Regions from separate parts of the Homo sapiens genome. Here regions 1 and 2 are each linked to region 3. A link is an interaction called in ENCODE POLR2A ChIA-PET data of the cell type or tissue named here. Cell type or tissue: PC-9. All regions are shown on one strand. Links, peaks and the distances in the headings refer to the core of each region. The heading gives the core; the rest is flanking DNA.

What was found. ChIA-PET counts read pairs that join two places held together with the same protein. Peaks named below come from ENCODE experiments on the same cell type or tissue, not always from the same donor. Only the 100,000 strongest peaks of a DNase experiment are listed, where the experiment ranks them.
Region 1: POLR2A ChIA-PET joins it to region 3 with 5 read pairs; 12 of 35 experiments call an interaction of 5 or more read pairs at or near these places.
Region 2: POLR2A ChIA-PET joins it to region 3 with 6 read pairs; 2 of 35 experiments call an interaction of 5 or more read pairs at or near these places.

The regions. Positions count from the first base shown.
Region 1 is chr7:7,974,269-7,980,548 of GRCh38, reverse strand. All of the region lies in intron 1 of GLCCI1 (glucocorticoid induced 1), which reads right to left. It also overlaps the pseudogene LOC100421597. Among named protein-coding and RNA genes, the nearest start is that of GLCCI1, 8.6 kb to the right of the region's middle. In PC-9, for the core only: no CTCF peak of the experiment used is centred there; no DNase peak of the experiment used is centred there; H3K27ac peaks cover 291 bases.
Region 2 is chr7:7,792,891-7,799,170 of GRCh38, reverse strand. The region is part of intron 2 of UMAD1 (UBAP1-MVB12-associated (UMA) domain containing 1); the gene reads right to left. LOC105379719 (a long non-coding RNA gene) reads right to left here and starts at 2,723. Exons shown (of 2, transcript XR_001745081.1): 1 at 2,685-2,723; 2 at 2,207-2,548. RefSeq lists an enhancer at 6,016-6,280. In PC-9, for the core only: no CTCF peak of the experiment used is centred there; a DNase peak (open chromatin) is centred at 3,220; H3K27ac peaks cover 2,620 bases.
Region 3 is chr7:7,908,172-7,914,451 of GRCh38, reverse strand. All of the region lies in intron 2 of LOC124901586 (a long non-coding RNA gene), which reads left to right. It also overlaps the pseudogene CCNB2P1. Among named protein-coding and RNA genes, the nearest start is that of GLCCI1-DT, 57 kb to the left of the region's middle. In PC-9, for the core only: no CTCF peak of the experiment used is centred there; DNase peaks (open chromatin) are centred at 771, 2,471 and 2,941; H3K27ac peaks cover 3,777 bases.

The DNA.
Region 1 (6,280 bases), core at 482-5,481, 66 kb before region 3:
TTTGTATGATAAAATACCTTTGTATACTGTGAATAAGGCAATAACTGTAATATTTTATTTTGTAATATCTCAAGAAATTAAAGCAGGCGAGTACCTTCTAGATGCTTGGCACTGCCATCACAAATGCCATTAAACTGTGGTACCTGCTCTCAAAAAGTTCACAGTTGCAAGGCTGCTGCTCAGTGTGCAAATTGACAACCACATTGCCCACAGTAGTCTCCAGTAGAACCGCCATGGCACCCACTTCTCCTCAGCTATAAGCCCTGGTGAGGTCACTAATATTCTTTAAGGCAAAAACTAAAAGTCAATAGAAACTGAAAATAGGTAAAGTCTGATTATAAGAAAGAAAAATAGGGCCAGGTCCAGTGGCTCACACCTATAATCCCAGCATTTTGGGAGGCCAAGGCAGGTGGATCACTTGAGGCCAGGAGTTCGAAACCCCATCTCTACTAAAAATACAAAAAATTAGCCAGGTGTGCTGGCACACTCCCATGGTCCCAGCTATTTGGGAGGCTGAGGCAGGAGGCAGAGGTTACAGTGAGCCAAGATTGTGCCACTGTGCTTCAGCCTGGGTGACACAGCGAGACACTGCCAGAAAGAAAGACAGAAAGACAGAAAGATAAAGAAAAAATAAAAGAAGAGAAAGAAAAATGGGTCACTGCATTCAACCAAAGTTTCAGGTAAATGGTGACATAACACATGAAAAGTTTGTCACTTCCCATTCTAGCTCAGCAATAGCAGATATTTAGACAAAGCCAATTCCTCCTTATCTCAACAGCCTCACAAGGCATCACTGCCCAAGATTACTACACAGTATTATTACTACATATTACTACATTACTACACAAGAAGCCACATTCAACAATACAGTTCAGACTTCTGCACTAATGTATATGTATGCATAGAAAGAAAGGGCCAGTGACATCATCCTAGGCTAAACTATAGTATAATATTATAATAGGTAAAGGCAGCAAGATACGTTAGATGTAAGTATGTTATAGAAACCATAGGATGAACCAATTAATATTTCAAGCTTCATCTAATGAAAGAAAAATACACATAAACAGAGTGGCAACTTCAAAACAGAACACCAGAAAAAGCTCAAGCTAACTTAGAAATAAACAATTCATATATAAAATCTAAAACTCAGTGACAATAGCATATTTCTGAACAAGGATAACTCATTTAAAATCTGCTAAGAATTTGACCCACTATTTGTTACCTAAAAAGATAAAAAGTGAGCAAATGCAATTCCCTGAATGCGTTTTTTTTACAAACTAAGAGGTCACTCTGGCATGTAAAGTATTAATAGACCTTTGAAATACACTTTTTAAGCTCTATGATCGAAATATTGCAGAATACTGTAGCTTTTTTCAAAAATCTAATCTCTGAGCACAGTCTAAATCCTCACTTTTGCAATACTAATGAAACTGCATTTAGCAATGTTTGCCAACACCAGTTTAGTTAAGTCCTAGACACTTAAATGATCTGACATAAAGCAGGAAGAGGACTGTTGATTGATTCTTTTAAGGTCAATGTGTCAGAGTAACTCCAAGAATACTTTAGAAGAAATAAAATGACACTTACAAAACTTCGAAAGATATTATAAATACATTTTGTTTATAATTAGCTAATATAAACCAATCTATATTTTACTATGATATTTTTGTACCTTCATAGAAAGATCACTTCACAAGTTTGTATGAGGAATAGTAAAGTTTCCATATGGCTAGACTTGATGTAACCCTGAGCCACTGAGTCCTACTGTTTTTATTATCTTCTAAGATACCAGCATTACACTTCACTAATTCAATGTACAACTGATATATTTAACTAGAAAAGTAAATATAATTACAGAAGAAATGTTATGAGAAACTTTATCCATCACAAAGACTCTATATAATACTTTTGCTCTCCTAACAATAAACACAATTTCTAATGTTACTTATAAAAGAAAATCGTTTCCACATTAACTACTATGCAGAACTTATAGTAAGCACAAATGACATTGAAAAAATGCCAAAACACCCCAGAAGAAATTATTAAAATAGAGATTAAAATTTATTTTCTATATTACATCAACAAACCTAAAAGAAGTGAAAGAGCCAAGTACATATAAATAATTTTTTTAAGGTAGTGTGCATTGCTTTGCCATGACAGTGTTGTATAAAAAGATACTATGTTAAATGTTGCTAAAATATCAAAGGATGATAAATGTAGAGAATCATAATTATGGGGCTGAAGGTAGCCTTATAATACATTACAAATGGGCAGATTTTTTAAAGTTTACATTGCCAAATATGAATACACAAAAAAGAGACCTTATTCTACCCAGATTTTGAAATTTCATGTGAAAGGAAGTTTTTAAAAATAAAATGCTAAATTCTGTCTAAACAAAGTGATAGGTCCTTTAGGGACCAAAGGGAAGGCCCAATGATGGCATAATTACTGGGGATACTTACAGCTATTTTAAGTTCCATGCACCCTAGCGTCTAGTCCCATTTAGCTTTCTCTTCTTCCCTCACCGCCCCAAAGCTATATTTAGCCTTTCTATGACTTAACTGTATAAGCAGTGGGATAATACATTGTGCATACTTTCCTGCCCCATAACTAACTGGGTTCCAACAACAACTTTCAGCTATCTTGAAGTCAGGACTTAGAGCATTACAAGAGCCCTGTGCATGCTGCCTGACCTTGGGCAAATTACTTAACTTCCCAGGACCTCATTTCCTCATCTGTGAAAAGAGGTTAATAAAAGTACCTTATATTGGATTCTACCAAAGATTATTAGTTGGCATAAAGGCTCAATAAATAAAAATTTTAAGAATCATCTAGTCTAATAAACTTTCTTTTCCTTTAAATAGCTCAATCTTTTCCCTACCCAACCAAAATCTTAAAAAGTCTATCCCCTTCATTTTAAAGACACAGAAGATAAGATGCAGAGTTAGTGGCTTGTCATAAGACAAATGTCAAAACTGAAAAGAGAACTCAGGTTTCTTGACTCCAAATCTAGTATTTCCCAGGATACATTTATGCCTCTACGACATGTCTATGGAACCATTTGGAAAATAATTGCTTTGGCCTTTCATTTGATAATTAGTTCTAGAGAAAACAGCCCGGTTATACTATCAAGGACCAGTTCAGTCAAACATGCTTTGCTCCACCTTCATCAGAAAAACAGGAAATAATCCCAAAAGCAAATTTATAGAATCAGTTATAGCACAAGTCTAGTCAGTCAATACTCATTCAGTCTTATTCTCAATATCATCTATAGTAATCAATTTTATGTATATGTTATCAATAAGTTATTAATAAAGCTAATCAAGCCACAAGGAGTTCGTTTATGTCTTGTTCACTGTGCTTAACAATCAAGTGTGTAATGACGTTAGAAAATGTTTCATCAGAAAGCTAATTTTTTAGTAATGTAAAAGTTAAAATTAGCTATACGGACTATTCACAAAAGTTTTCTTTATGGCTACAGAGAATAAATAAGGAATTATTACTGTCAGTAGTTAATAAGTATTTGATCTTCAGTAACACTAGACAGGAAGTTGTAGCAGTTTTCACCTTTTCATTACGAAACACATCTAGATGGTTGGTGGATTTCTTAACTTTTTTTTTTTTTTTGAGACAACACCCCACTCTAGCACCCAGGCTGGAGTGCAGTAGGGTGATTTCAGCTCACTGTAACCTCTGCCGCCTGGGCTCAAGTGATCCTCCTTGAGGATCACTCAGGAGGATCCTGAGTAGCTGGACTACAGGAGTGTCCCACCATGCCCAGGCTAATTTTTATATTTTGCGCAGAGGCAAGGTCTTGTCATGTTGCTCAGGTTGGTCTTGAAATCCTGAACTCAAGCCATCTGCCTGCCTCAGCTTCCCAAAGTGCTGGGATTACAGGTGTGAGCCACCATGCCCAGCAGGATTTCTTAACAATTCTAATAACCTGGTAGACAATTTTGGACACTGACCTTGCCACACAACCGTGGGTTACTAGTTTTCCTTTCCTTTCTTTTATTTCCTTTTTCCTTTCTCCTTTCCTTTTTCCTTTCCTTTTTTTTTTTTTTTTTTTGAGATGGAGTTTCACTCTTGTTGCCCAAGCTGGAGTGCAATGGCATGATCTCAGCTCACTGCAACCTCCACCTCCCAGGTTCAAGCAACTTTCGTGTCTCAGCCTCCCGAGTAACTGGGATTATAGAGGTGTACCACCATGCCCGGCTAATTTCTGTATTTTTAGTAGAGACAGGGTTTCACCATGTTGGCCAAGCTGGTCTCAAACTCCTGATCTCAAGTAATCTGCCCACCACAGCCTCCCAAAGTGCTGGGATTACAGGCATGAGCCACTGCGCCCAGCCCACTAGCTTCTTTAAATCATCATTCTTTTTGGTGAGCCATCATTAAGGTATACGATGGTGGACTTCATTAAGTTATATACGTACACTGTTCAACCCACAAATTGCAGATTCTTGGAAGCCTGTTGTCTTTTGGGAGGGCTGAATCAACCTAGTGCCAGTTGCTGGGACAATCACTTGAGACCAGTCTCTGTTTAGTGATTCCTGAAGCTTCCATCAGTTTAGCACCATATGTAATTAACTTTTAACATTTATGAAGAGAGAAAAGGGGAGAAAAGCACTTATATTCACTACAAAGTGATTCGAGGACAGTACCGATTCTGAATACACACAAGAAAGCCCAGATACAATCATGTTCCTATCTTCAGAAACAAGAATTTCTCTCTCTATCTCAGAAACAAGGATTTCTCTCTCTCACACACACATTCTCTCTGTCTCTTTCTCCTTATATGCAAGAAAGAAATGGAGAAAAATGGCCAATCCATCTATATTTTATTTTAGTTACATTCAACAAACTAGGTCTCACATTTTTAGACATTCTGAAAATGTCAGACCATACCCCAGCACAGCGTAATAGTGCCATGGAAACAAAAGAAAACCAATTCCTTTGTCATTCTTTTAGCTTAGAAATCACAGCTGATCATCAACATTAGAGTCTTTTTGAGTTAGGAGCAACAGCATAGTCTTATGGAATGAACACTGGATCTGGAATGAGAAGATCCACATCCTAAATCCTTGCTGAATCAAAGTATACATTGCTTGGTATATAGTTAGCACACAAATATATGTTTTCTTCTTTCCTACCTAAAACTAGAGACACAGCATAGTATAGGGGAAGTCACTGAGGTATTCATGAACTTGGTATGTGCCTTAGTAACATTCACTTGGAATAAACAACACTGCTTAAAGGTATCTGCCATGTTTGTTCATGCTACAATGAAATACTTTTCCACAATTTGTTCGTAAGTAAAATCCTTAGATTTTTCAGAATTACTGCTAATCCATTATAATTTGTCTTTCAGAATAAGCACAAAAATTCTTCCAGAATAGCCAAATGATGAGTCAACTTATGGTCACTTTCAAGGGTCCAAATGAAGAGCAGAGGGAAATACAGGTAGTATCTGCCTTCCATCAGTTCCCTAGGCTTTCTATATCAATATATGAGTACTTGTGTTCCCTTTCCTCCACTTACTTTTGGCAGAAACCAGAAGTTAGATATTTTCAACCTCTCGTTAAAATAATTAAACAGTATGTAGCACAAAAAGAGTGTCAGTGATTTAGCTTCTTAGACACTTAATAAAAGAATAAATTATATACTGAAGACAAAAAGCAGTGCCAGACACAGACTAGGACAGGGGCTGCCAGAAAGTCTATCTTAGTGGTGTCTGGAAATGTTAAGTTCTGGAGAAAAGACCAAACTAAAATTAAGAAGAACTAAGTCATTAGACTATACTCTTTGGCAGATTATTAACTACCTGTGAACATTTTAATAAAACAGACTTTTAGAATTTTTTAAAATTTCAGACTAAGGAAAACCCTCTCCGACTAGCCATTTGTTGAACACTGTCATTTATTTCCATTCCACTCACTGCTGTGGAGCCCAGTTACTCCCTTATTTTCTTATTCACATGTAGTCTGACTTATCACAAGTAAAACAAAAATCACAAGGACGCCATTATCCTTCAACATTTCCCCAAAGTACAAATCCTAATTTGCATTAAGTCCTTACAGAAACGTACACGGCAGTCCTTCTGTAAAAAGTACTGTAATTAATAAAATGATTTCCAGTTCGATATATACACACAGAACTTTACATACAGTTAAAAACTGATTAAGATGATTTACACATGCTAGGTATTCAATATTCAATACGCTTACAATAACAGTTATTTGAGAGGAATATAATCTTTGAACATAAGACAATAGATTTT
Region 2 (6,280 bases), core at 482-5,481, 120 kb after region 3:
CTTGAAGAATTATTTTATTATGGTAAAAATTCAGTTATTTTCTATATTTTCTCTAATCCATATAAAAGTTAAATACTATAAAAATAAATAAGCAAAAATGGGTATGAGAAATATGAAATAAGGTACTTAAGTTTTCAAATATCAGTTAACTCTAATTTATATCTTGGATAGATAAAAAAATTTCATTTGCAACTCAGACATTTCAACAAAAACAAAAACACTGACAATTTCATAATACCTTACCTTTCATATAGGCTTTTAAAAAACATCAGATTTGATTACTGTTGGGCAAGCACAGTAAGATAACTCTGCCCACCCCCAATTTACAGGAGAGTGAAACCTAAGGGGCAGAGGCACTCAGTGACCTGCCCAAGGTCTCCCACATAGAAAGCAGTCACAATGGGAGCAGAACCCAGTCTCTTGACATCTCTGGGGACTCTGTGGTCTGGTGAACGGTTCCAATGCATGAGGGCCAAGGTGGGAGGAAACTAGACTCTGAGTTAGGGAACAGGGTGTGAAGAGAGGAGCCAAGGGCTCTGATAGGGAGCTCTGAAGGCAGGATCTTGTGCCTTCTGGTCCTGCAGACAGTTTTCATTACTCCTTTTTGCTTCTATAGGCCCCATAGATTATCTGTTTTCTTCCCTTTTCAATGGTGACATCAAATACTTCTGACTGATGCAAGACTTTATTCTTCCTTCTGCTCCTTCAAAGCAAATACACAGTTCCCTTCATATTTTTCAGGAAGTTTTTAAGGCTGGAAACAATTTTACAAGATGTAAAAATTATCCTTATAGTACAGCCATGCGATTTTCTTTGTTTCAAATGTAGTTTTTATTTAGAGTGAGTAAATGATAAAGGCTACATATACATACTAATGAAGCTCTTTCAGAACTTAAAGGACTGATGTGAAACTCATCTATATTTTAGACGAGGGGTTGGCAAATTTTTTTTGTAAAGGGTCAGATAGTAAACATTTTAGTCTTTGCAGGTCATAAGGTCTCTGTCACAACTTCACAACTCTACCATTGTAGTCACAAGCAGTCATAGAAAATATGTAACCTAATGTGTGTGGCTGTGTTCCAATAAAATTTTGTTTACAAAAACAAGTGGCAGCCTGTAGTTTTCCAGTCTGTATTAGAGAAATATATGTCTTCCATCATTTCCGGGATAAAAAGTTGAATGATGGCCAGGCACGGTGGCTCACGCCTATAATCCCAGCACTTTGGGAGGCTCAGGCAGGTGGATCACTTGAGGTCTGGAATTCAAGACCAGCCTGGCCAACATGGTGAAACCATCTCTAACAAAAATACAAAAATTAGCTGGGGGTGGTGGCATGTGCCTGTAACCCTAGCTACTGGGGAGGCTGAGGCAGGAGATTTGCTTGAACCTGGGAGGCAGAGGTTGCAGTCAGCCAAGATCACACCACTGCACTCCAGCCTGGGCAACAGAGTGAGACCTCGTCTCAAAAAAAAAAAAAAATGTTGGATGATGTTTTAGCTATATAAGGATGTGAGAAAGGAATGGTCATTAGAGTATCATCATGATCCCATTCTACTGGGTGAGGATGGTTGAGGGGAGAAATAATGCTGAAGAGTGAGCACTATGTATAAAGGAAATTGGACAGGACAGAAATTTCCAGTGATGGGAGAAGAACCAAATACCTACTTAGGTCACCCAGAGGAGGCTTGTCTGAAGGGGTTGGTGGTAGGTGGGTGATGGGGCAGACACTTGGTTCCCACTCCTTAATGTAACCATAATAGGTTCATTGTTCATGCATGTGGTAAGTCAATACACTGAGTGGTATGATTTGGATGTGTGTCCCCTCCAAAACTCATGTTGAAATGTAACCTCGAATGTTGCAGGTGGGCCTGCTGGGAGGTGTTTGGGTCATGGGGACAGATCCCTCATGAAGTACCCTCCCTGTGGTAATGAGTTCTCACTCTATTAGTCCATGTGAGAGGTGGTTGTTTAAGAGTCTGGCATTTCTCTTGCTTCCACTCTTGCCATGTGACATGCTGGTTTCCCTTCACCTTCTGCCATGATTGTAAGCTTCCTGGGGCCCTGACCAGAAGCAGTTGCCAGCATCATGCTTCCTGTAGAGCCTGCAGAACCCTGAGGCAAAATAAACCTCTTTTCTTTATAAATTACCCTTCTCAGGTATTCCTTTATAGCAACATAAACAGACTAATACACTGAGACACTGGGCTGCAGCAGAAAAAGAACTTTAATCTTAGGGCCACCAAATGAGGAGACATGAAGAAAGCTCAAATCTTTTCCCCAGAGGAGTTTGGGGGTAGGGTTTTTAAGGGTTTTGGAGTGGGCCAAAGTGTGGAGACCACTGATTGGTTGAAAATTGTGGGGTGAAGTCATGGGGCAGGGAGATGAAGAAACGGTATTCTCTTGCTGATTTGGTTCCTCTGTGGGGGTCTTTAAACTGGTTGGTGTTAGTTGTTCCACTAGAATCCAGGATCTGCTTAAGTAATTCTTCACCAAGAGCTTATGATTCTAGTGTCAGGGACACTATCTTGAACGAAAACCAGAATCCTATCTATAGGAACAATGGGGATACAAATGGTCAGTATCTGGTGTTACATAAATTTTGGTTACAAAGAAATGGGTCGGCCGGGCACGGTGGCTCACGCCTGTAATCCCAACACTTTGGGAGGCCGAGGCAGGCGGATCACCTGAGGTTGGGAGTTCGAAACCAGCCTGTCCAACATGGAGAAACTCCGTCTCTAATAAAAATGCAAAATTAGCCGGGTGCGGTAGGGCACGCCTGTAATCCCAGCTACTCGGGAGGCTGAAGCAGGAGAATCACTTGAACCTGGGAGGCGGAGGTTGTGGTGAGCCGAGATTATGCCATTGCACTCCAGCCTGGGCAAGAAGAGCGAAACTCCATCTCAAAAAAAAAAAAAAAAAAAAAAAAGAAAGAAAATAGAAATGGGTCAAAGTACAGCCAGAAGAATGCTTAAGTATATCTATATATTTCTGTTCAGAATTCCTGTTAACCCTGTGAGGTCACTTGCCTTATGCTTCCTTCAACATGGAGGAAATTCCATTAACATTCACTCCAGGCCTCTCTCCACTCTCCTGTCCACTGGTTGTTGCATTTGGGAGGACTTGGCCACAAGTGGTTCTGTCCCCTTGTCAGAGGCCTTTGAACCAGTGACTCTATCTTGAATAGGATCTGGATAAAATGAGGCTTAGACCTGCTGGGCCACATCCCCAGGAGGTTAGACATTCTTAGTCACAGGATGGGATATGAGGTCACAAGATAAACATCACAAACACCCTGCTGATAAATGAAGATGCAGTAAAGAAGGAAGCCAAAACCAAAATGGTGATGAAAGTGGCCTCTGGTCATCCTCAATGTTCATTATATGCCAATTATAATGTATTGGCCTGCTAAACAATACTCCCACCAACGTCATGACTGTTTACACAACATCCAGAAGTTACCCTATAAGGTCTAAAAGGAAGAGAAACCCTCAGCTCTGGGAAATCCCTGCCCCTTTCCTTAAAAACTCATGAATAACCCATCCTTGTTTAGCATATAATCAATAAATAACCATAAAAATAGCCAACCAGCAGCCCTCGCAGCTGCTCTGCCTGTGGGGCAGCCATTCTTTTACTCCTTTACTTGCTTAATAAAGTTTCTTTCTTCACTCTGTGGACTCACCCCAAATTCTTTCTTGCAGGAGATCTAAGAACCCTCCCCAAGATCAGGATTCCTTTCCAGTAACTTCTCCTTCCCTCTCTCTTAAGAATCAAGGAACACAGGCAGCATGTTGCTGTCTGCTCTGATCCTCCACAGAAACATCCTCCCACTTGGGGAAAAGCCTGACCAGCTCAGCATATTCTGTAACTGAGTGGAACTAGCTGACAAAAAAGCCAAGCTCTGTAAAATATTTGGAGAGGTTTATTCGGATCCAATGTGTGTGTCCATGACCCAGGAAACAGTCTCAGGAGGTCCTGAGAAAGTGTGCCTGAGACGGTCAGGTTACAGTTTGGTTTTATATATTTTAGAGAGAAAGAAATTACAGGCAAAGACATAAGTCAATACATGTAAGGTATATATTGGTTCAGCCTAAAAAGTTGGGATATCTCAAAGTAGGGGTTCTTACAAGTCATAGTTGGATTCAAAGATTTTCTGATTGGCAGTTGGTTGAAGGAGTTCAGCTTTGTCTAAAGACTAGAAGTAAATGCTTGAGTTAAGAAAAAGGGCATTGTGGAAGCCAAGGTTCTTGTTAAGTAGATGACGCCTTCAGGTAACAGCCCTATAGAGAATATCCTAAGCGTCTCTCTTCAGACCTTAAAGGTGTCAGCCTTTCATTTCATCTCTCCTAGATCTGGGAAAGATCTAGAAAGGGAAGGAGATTCTCTACGGATGTAATCTCCCCCACAAAAGACAGCTTTGCAGGGCCATTTCAACGTATGTCAAGGAAATATATTCTAGGGTAAAATATTTTTATTTCCTTCAGGGTCTGCTATCTGTCATGAGGTCCTATACCAGTGTCAGGTTGCAATTTGGTATCTTACTGCTACAAAGAGTCTGTTTTGTCAGTCTTATAATCTCTCTTTTAACATTAATGCTAGTCAGTTGCTCCTAAACTCCAAAAGGGAGGGGGTATACCAAGATCTCTCCTGTCATAATGGGGAATTCAGTTTTTGAGGCCCAGAGGGGGTCCGTTCAGTCTGTTGTGGGGGTTTAGGATCTTACTTTTGGTTTACACACTCAACCTAATTCTGGGATTCCGATTAGGACGCCCTTTTGCTCCCTGTTATAAGCCACATTCTTCAACACCAGCTTTATAGGCAATAAAGATGAGAGTTTGGTCTCCATCTGTTCCTTTTTCCTCCCCTCAATTGGCCAGATCTCATCTGGGGAAGAGGGCTGTTATTATTGGCATGCCCTTGAGCCCAACAAGACTGGAAATGGGCTGTTGTGGACTGGGTTGGAGCCTGTCTGCATGCAAAGGGCTGTGAATACAGAAAACTGTTTTTCTTTTTCTTTTCTTTAATTAAAGATGATTTATCTAGAACTCTGTATCTGAGAATGCAATCTATGAAACACTGGTTCCAAGGGGTTCACATGGAAAAAAATATTTCTATGGTCAAAAATATGAGAAAAACCTTCAGAATGCAAGTTCTCTTCCAGTTGATTTCCTAATGCACTTTAGCATCTAAGAAATTCTGCAGTGATGAAACTTAAAAAAAAATTTTTTTTCGAAGTGTATTTGACTGTGGAGCCATTTTATTCATCTGACACCTATTAAACATCTTGCAGAGCTTCATTAACACACCATGGGAAATGCTGATATAACATTTCTAAAGTTAAATTTGGTTATAAAATATATTCTTTTCATCTGACTCTTCGGAAGACTCTCTATATGGCCAAATTTATTTGCTTTTGGACATTCATTTTAGACAATGCTAACCCACACTTTTTTCCTTTCAATGTTTTTTCATGGCTGCCTTTTAATTCATGACTCCCTGTTAATGCATTTGGGGCAGACTAGCAGTATGTGACTGCATTCTGCTACACGATTCTGATTCCAGAATAGTTGATAATCTATAAAGAAGAAAAAGATAGCCAGGCACCTTGAAGACACAGGAGAAAGCCCCAGTACTTAAAAATATCTCCCCCACAAATTCCACCAATTAGAGATTCATTAGGGTTAATGAGCTCGCTTTTAAAATGCAAATACCCTCTGGGAGTGTTTGCCTATTAGTCATTCACCAAGTGAAGTAGTGGAAAGAACAGGGGAATGGCCACACCATTAACTCCTTTTCATTCTTCAGTCACACTCATTATTCTAGGCAGCCTGGCACTGTGGAAAGAGAATGGATTTGAAATCTGACAGAACTCTACCCAAATCCTCTACCAAATCTATGACCTTGTACAAGTTACTTCTCAGTGCCTCAATTTCCTCATCTGAAAAATGGGAATAATGATACATACTAAGGCTGTTATAAAGATTAAATGGGAAAACATATTAGACACTAATTGCAGAGAAGGATGGGAAGCCGGGGTAAGGTCTTGGTTTCGACTGCTATTCTGTCTTTGCGTGTAGCAATTAGCGACACGCTCGTTCAGCATCAGAGAATCTATGGACTGAAAGTGTGTGTCCTCCCCGATCCCTGCAAAATTCGTATATTGAAACCTAATCCCCAGTGTGTTGGTAGTAAGAGGTGGAGCCTTTGGGAGGTCATGAGGTCATGAGGATGGAGCCCTCACGAGTGATTAGTGCCCTTAGAAGGGGTTGAAGAGAGCTGGGCT
Region 3 (6,280 bases), core at 600-5,599:
ATGGAATTGGGGCTTCTGTTCATTTACAGAATAGATATATTTTTAACATATAAATGAGAGAGATTAGGGAACACCTAGCACCACTATATCATTTTATTTTAGACGTGGATATATAAATTATGTAAAATAGCAATGTAAACATACACACACACACACTCACATACTTTTGTCAATTTAGTGACTAATAACTTGAAGAAATAAGAATTCCCACTATAAGGCATATTCTCCTGAAAGCTTTGGGCACTATGGAGAATACTACATGACAGAATGCTAGTATACTTTCTGAAAGACAAGATGATCCTAATGATTTCCTCATCAATGAAAAAGGACTTTTTCATTATTAGAAATGAGCCCCAAAGGTTAGGCTGCTAATGTGTTTTTGTATACGTGTGCAAATAAATGCCATAAATAACACTTTGGACTAACATCAAAGCACACTTCTGTCTCACTGCTCTTCTTTTTGGGGTGGACATTTGAAGAGGTTCTTTGAAAATTATAACGAGATACAAACTTACTCCAGTGTCCCCTTCTCTACTAATACATGAAGGGCAGCTGTGACTGGCTTTCAGTGGACCAAAGCTCTTACAGGAGTTGCTTAGGGAGAAGCCTCACATTCTGCAATCCTGTTTCTATTTGAATGTGGAAACCTGAGCTACCTCTCCCTCCATTCTCTCCTGCCCTCCCCAACTCTCTCCCTCTAGACAGGTTTCTAATCTGTCCAGTGAGTAGCTGGAACTACAGCAGGAGTCAGTAAACTTTTTTGGTAAAGGTCAAGATAGTAAATATTTTCAGCTTTGGACCACATGGTCTGTGTTGCAACTATTTAACTCTGTTATTATAGTGCGAAAGCAGCCACACAGAATATGTAAACAACGGGTACGGCTGTTTCTCAATAAAAATGGGCATGCCTATTTTCCAATAAAATTTTATTTATGAAAACAGGTGGTGGGCCAGATTTGGCCAGTAGATCATAGTTACAGACTCCTGGACTAGAAATATTCTAGGATCCCTGTTAGCTTTTCTCTGCCTTAGTATTCAATTTTCATGAGTCTGTGAGAGTTCACAATTGGGAGACAGCTGGAAAAAAAGAGAAGCATACTTTGAAGAATCATTGGCTGTGTGAAATTACTATATTTGACTTATCTTTTCACTTGGAGTCTTTTAACTTTGTAGCATAATGCCCCTATTATATTTAGCAATTAGAGTGCCATCACAAAGTAAAATGTAAAACCATTATTCCTTGAAAAGAGAAAAGGCTTGTGGTATGAAATGATGCATGCGAGGAGTGTGGGTGATAATTTACTCATATAATCATTTCTATTTCTGTTCTATGGCAAGTATTTCTGGAGATGGCTCAGATGGCAAGGAGATCTTTAAGACGTGCATGCCATAATTAACCTTTTTATGTGTTCTGATAGAAATATCAATAGTTTTTCCTCCTTTAGCACTTTTAACTTTACTTATGGTGTATAGAGATGATTTGAAGAATAATCATTATAAGGGAAAAAACGCCTTTATATCTTGGGTTTAAAATAAAACATGTATATTCTTCCTATTATTTTTACTTTATGGATAAGTTCTAGACACTGAACATCTGCATTTCTTTTTGCCTCCTTGCAAAGGAGGAGCTAGCCCAGCCAATGATTCTGTAGAATGTAGATCCACGATGTACGAAGTGTAGTCCCTGGACTAGCAGCATCAGTATTTGCATCAGCATCTACTAGAAACTTGTTAAAAATGCAAATTCTCCAGTGCCATCCCAGACCTACTAATTAAGAAACTCTAGGAGTGGGCCCAGCAGTCTGTTTTAGCAAGCTCTCCAGGTGATTCTAATGCCTGCTAGAGTTTAAGAACCACTGGTATAGCTTAGATTATTACCTTACAGAAGCACAAGTTAAAGGGAAGACCTGGCCTCATATAATCAGCAGAATGACCTTAGAGCCTGGACATTCAGAAGGCACAGAATACAGGCGATAAGCCTATAACTACATTACAAGAAGAAAAAGGACCTGAGAAAGAAAAACAAAGGGAAGAAGGGAGACATAGAACTTGAATGAGTAGGAGGAACTGGAAAACTCCAGGGTTCCATTTGCAGCTGTGGCTACAATCCTCCATGATTTGATGGGTGAGGACTGTGCTAGGTGAAGGGAAACAGAAATGAAGAGAACAGTCTCTCCATCCGCAAAGAATTCACAGTATTAGAGTGGAAAAAGAAAAAAATGGCTCCCTTGAGAATTTACAATAGACCTAATATTTTAAGTCAAAGGAGGCTGGGCGCAGTGTCTCATTCCTGTAACCACAGCACTTTGGGAGGCCAAGACAGGAGAATCATTTGAGCCTAGAGGAGTTCTGGACCAGCCTGGGCAACAGGGCAGAACAATGTCTCTACAAAAAATAAAAAAATTAGCTGGGCTTAGTGGTGTGTGCCTGTGGTACCAGCTGCTTGGGAGGCTGAGGTGGGAGGATGGCTTGAGTCCAGGAGGTTGAGGTCACAGTAAGCCATCATGTCGTCACTGCACTCCAGCCTGGGTGACAGAGTGAGACCCTGACTCAAAAGAAAAAAGGATCAAAAGAGAGAGGTTGGACATCAGGAGACATAGAGACAAGATGAAGAGAACAAAGAAAATAGAAGATATGAGGATAAACAGAGTATTAAAAAATTTTATTTGTACTAGAACATAGAACATTTAGGAAATTTGTTCTTTTAATTCCTCCAATTACTAAAAGGTGAGCTCTGCTTTGATTTGGAGATAAAAATCCCTGACTCATTGCTTCACTGGACAGAACCACAGGAGAATTGCAACCAAAAGCCTTTCATTTCCTTACGATGCTTATCGCCAGCAAATAGCTATAGTAACACACTGACATAAACCATTAAGCTATGTATGGGTCGGTGCTATTTAAAGAATGTTTGCTTCCCCACCCAACCCCATTCTTATGTTGAAATCCTAACCCACAATGTGATGGTATCAGGAGACATGGCCTTTGAGAGGTGATTAGGCCATGAGGTAAGAGCCCTCATGAAGGGGATTAGTGTCCTTATGAATAAGAGACCCCAGATAATTCATTTGCCCCTTCCACCATGTAAGGGTGAGAATGCAGCTATCTATAAACCAGGGAACAGGCCCTCACCAGACACTGAATCTGCTGGTGCCTTGATGTTGGCCTTCCCAGCCTCCAGAACTGTAAGAAATAAATTTCTGTCGTTTATGGTATTCTGTTATAGCAGCCTTAATGAACTAGAAAAATAAAAAAGAAAACAAAACAAAACAGGAACATGTTCTTATGGTAACACAACCTGGTCATTTTTCAAGTCCTGCCACAGAGTATCAATCTTGGAGCCTCATCATAAAATCATTTTTGGGTGCCTAAGGAGAATGTTATAGGTGAGACAGTGCTATTAAAAAAATAACACCAAATCAAAGATCATAGAGTTTTCTGGAAGATTTTTAGAAGTCATCTTTTCAAAACAGCCTCCAATGTTTTAAAAAATGACTTCACTATTTTAGTAATATATATATATATATATTTTTAAAATTCAAACAATACAGAAAAGCACAAAGAAAGAAGTAAATTACTTCCCAAAGTAAAGATTACTAACATTTGGTGAATAGAATCCATAAATACAAATAGAAAGCTAGACAATTAGGAGCAGTTTCAGAGAGAGAGATTGTATGGTACATGCTATTTTTTAAAACAAAATTTTTATTTTTGAATAATTTTAGGTTTATGGAAAGGTTGCAAAGATAATACAGAGCGTTCTAGAGCTCTCAACCAACTTCCTCTATTGCTAACATCTTACATTACTATGGTACATTTGTTACAACTAAGAAACCAACACTGGTACATTACTATTAACTAAATTCCAGGCTCTTTTTAAATTTCACCAGTTTTTCTACTAATGTCCTCTTTCTGTCCCAAGATCCACATTGCATTTAGTTGTCAGGTATTCTATTAGGACTCTCCAAAGAGACAGAACCAATAGGGTAAATGGGTATATGCAGAGACAGAGAGACAGGAGTTAATTCTAAACCTAAGAGTCATGTGACTATTAGGCATTCCATTTTAGAATAAATTGGAAATAGAGTTACAGCCAGAGCAGCACAAGTAGCTAAGAAAGCTCAGAACACCAAAGTGCCAGTTCAACCCAGGGAAACAACAAATGTCAACAAACAACTGAAACCTACTGCTTCTGTGAAACAGTACAGATGGAAATGTTGGCTCCAAAGGGTCCTTCTCCCATACCTGAGGATGCCTCCGTGAAAGAAGAGAACATCTGCCGAGCTTTTTCTGATGCTTTGCTCTACAAAATTGAGGATATTGATAACAAAGATTGGAATAACCCTCAGCTCTGCAGTGACTATTTAAGGGTATCTATCAGTACCTCAGGCAGCTGGAGATTTTGCAGTTCATAAACCCACATGTCTTAGGTGGATGAGATGTAAATGGACATAAGCATACCATCCTGGTAGACTGGTTGGTGCAAATCCACTCCAAGTTTAGGCTTCTTCAGGAGACTCTGTATGTGTGTGTTGCCATTATGGATTGATCTTTACTGGTTCAGCCAGTTTCCCAGAGGAAGCTTCAACTAGTTTGGATTACTGCTCTGCTCTTGGCTTCCAAGTATGAGGAGATGTTTTCTCCAAATACTGAAGGCTTTGTTTACATCACAGACAATGCTTATACTAGTTTCCAAATCCAAGAAATGGAAACTAATTTTGAAAGAACTGAAATTTGAGGTGGGTGGACCCTTGCCACTACACTTCTTAAGGCAAGCATCAAAAGCCGGGAAGGCTGATGTTGAACAGCACACTTTAGCCAAATATTTGATGGAGCTGACTCTCATTGACTACGATATGATGCATTATCATCCTTCTAAGGCAGCAACAGCTGCTTCCTGCTTGTCTCAGAAGGTTCTGGGCCAAGGAAAATGGAACTTAAAGCAGCAGTGTTATACAGGATACACACAGAATGAAGTATTGGAAGTCATGCAGCACGTGGCCAAAAATGTGCTGAAAGTAAATGAAAACTTAACTAAATTCATCGCCATCAAGAATAAGTATGCAAGCAACAAATTCCTGAAGATCAGCATGATCCCTCAGCTGAACTCAAAAGCCATCAAAGACCTTGCCTTCCCTCTGATGGGAGGGTCCTAGGCTGCAGTGGCCCCTGGGAATGTGTGCTTCATTTTTGCACTTTTTCTTACTGGGTTAGAACTCTTAATTTTATACATAGTTCTCTGGTCTGTTTCATGAAAACTCTTCTCAGACCAATTTTCTAAATATATATCGAGGAAAAATTAAGCTATTGGTTTTTCTTAAGGTAAAAAAAAAAAAAAACAACAATATACCAATTTATCCTACTAGAGAGATCCTAAAAGAGATTTATTATAAGGAATTGGCTCATGCAATTATGGAGGCCAAGAAATCCCAAGATCTGCAGTTGGCAAGCTGGAGACCCAGGGAAGGTGACATGTATTTCCAATCTGAAACTTAGCAGGCTGGAGACTAAAAAAACAGCCAATGTTTCAGTTTCAAGTCCAAAAGCCAGAAAGAAACTGGTGTCCCATCTCAAAGCAGTCAGGCAGGAGGAGTTCCCCCTTACGGAGTCTTTTTGTTTTATTCATGTTGTCTTCAAAGGATAGGATGAGGCCCACCCATATTATGGAAGGCAGTTTGCTTTACTCAGTCTGCCTATTCAAGCATTAACCTCATCAAAAAACACTGTCACAGACACAGAAGATTAACGTTTAACCAAATATCTGGGCACCCCGTGGCCTAGCTAAACTGACACATAAAATTAACCATCCCAAGTATACATACTATTTTCAATCTATTATGTTAATATAATATCTGACTTGCCAGATCATGCCGTGTCACCCTTCACTTTAAATGTGCAAGCAGATAGCTCTTTAGATGCCCTATACTTCTGTCCCCACCAGTTCAGCTGGAAGTTTTCCATGATTCAATTTGGGTGTTTGAACCCAAACTTTTTTTAATTATATAATTTAAATAAATGTTAAGAAAACTGACAAAATATAAATGCAAAAAGAACAAATTTTTGTTTCCATACAAACTAGATTGAGTATGTTAGAAAGACTGGATAAATATAGGGTGATTAAAAATTTGCTTTCGGGGTGGGTGCAGTGGCTCATGCCTATAATCCCAGCATTTTGGGAGGCCAAGGCAGGAGGATTGCTTGAGCCCAGAAGTTTGAGACCAGCCTGGGCAACACAGCGAGAATCCTTCTCAATTTTTTTTTTTTTTAGTTTGCTTTCAAA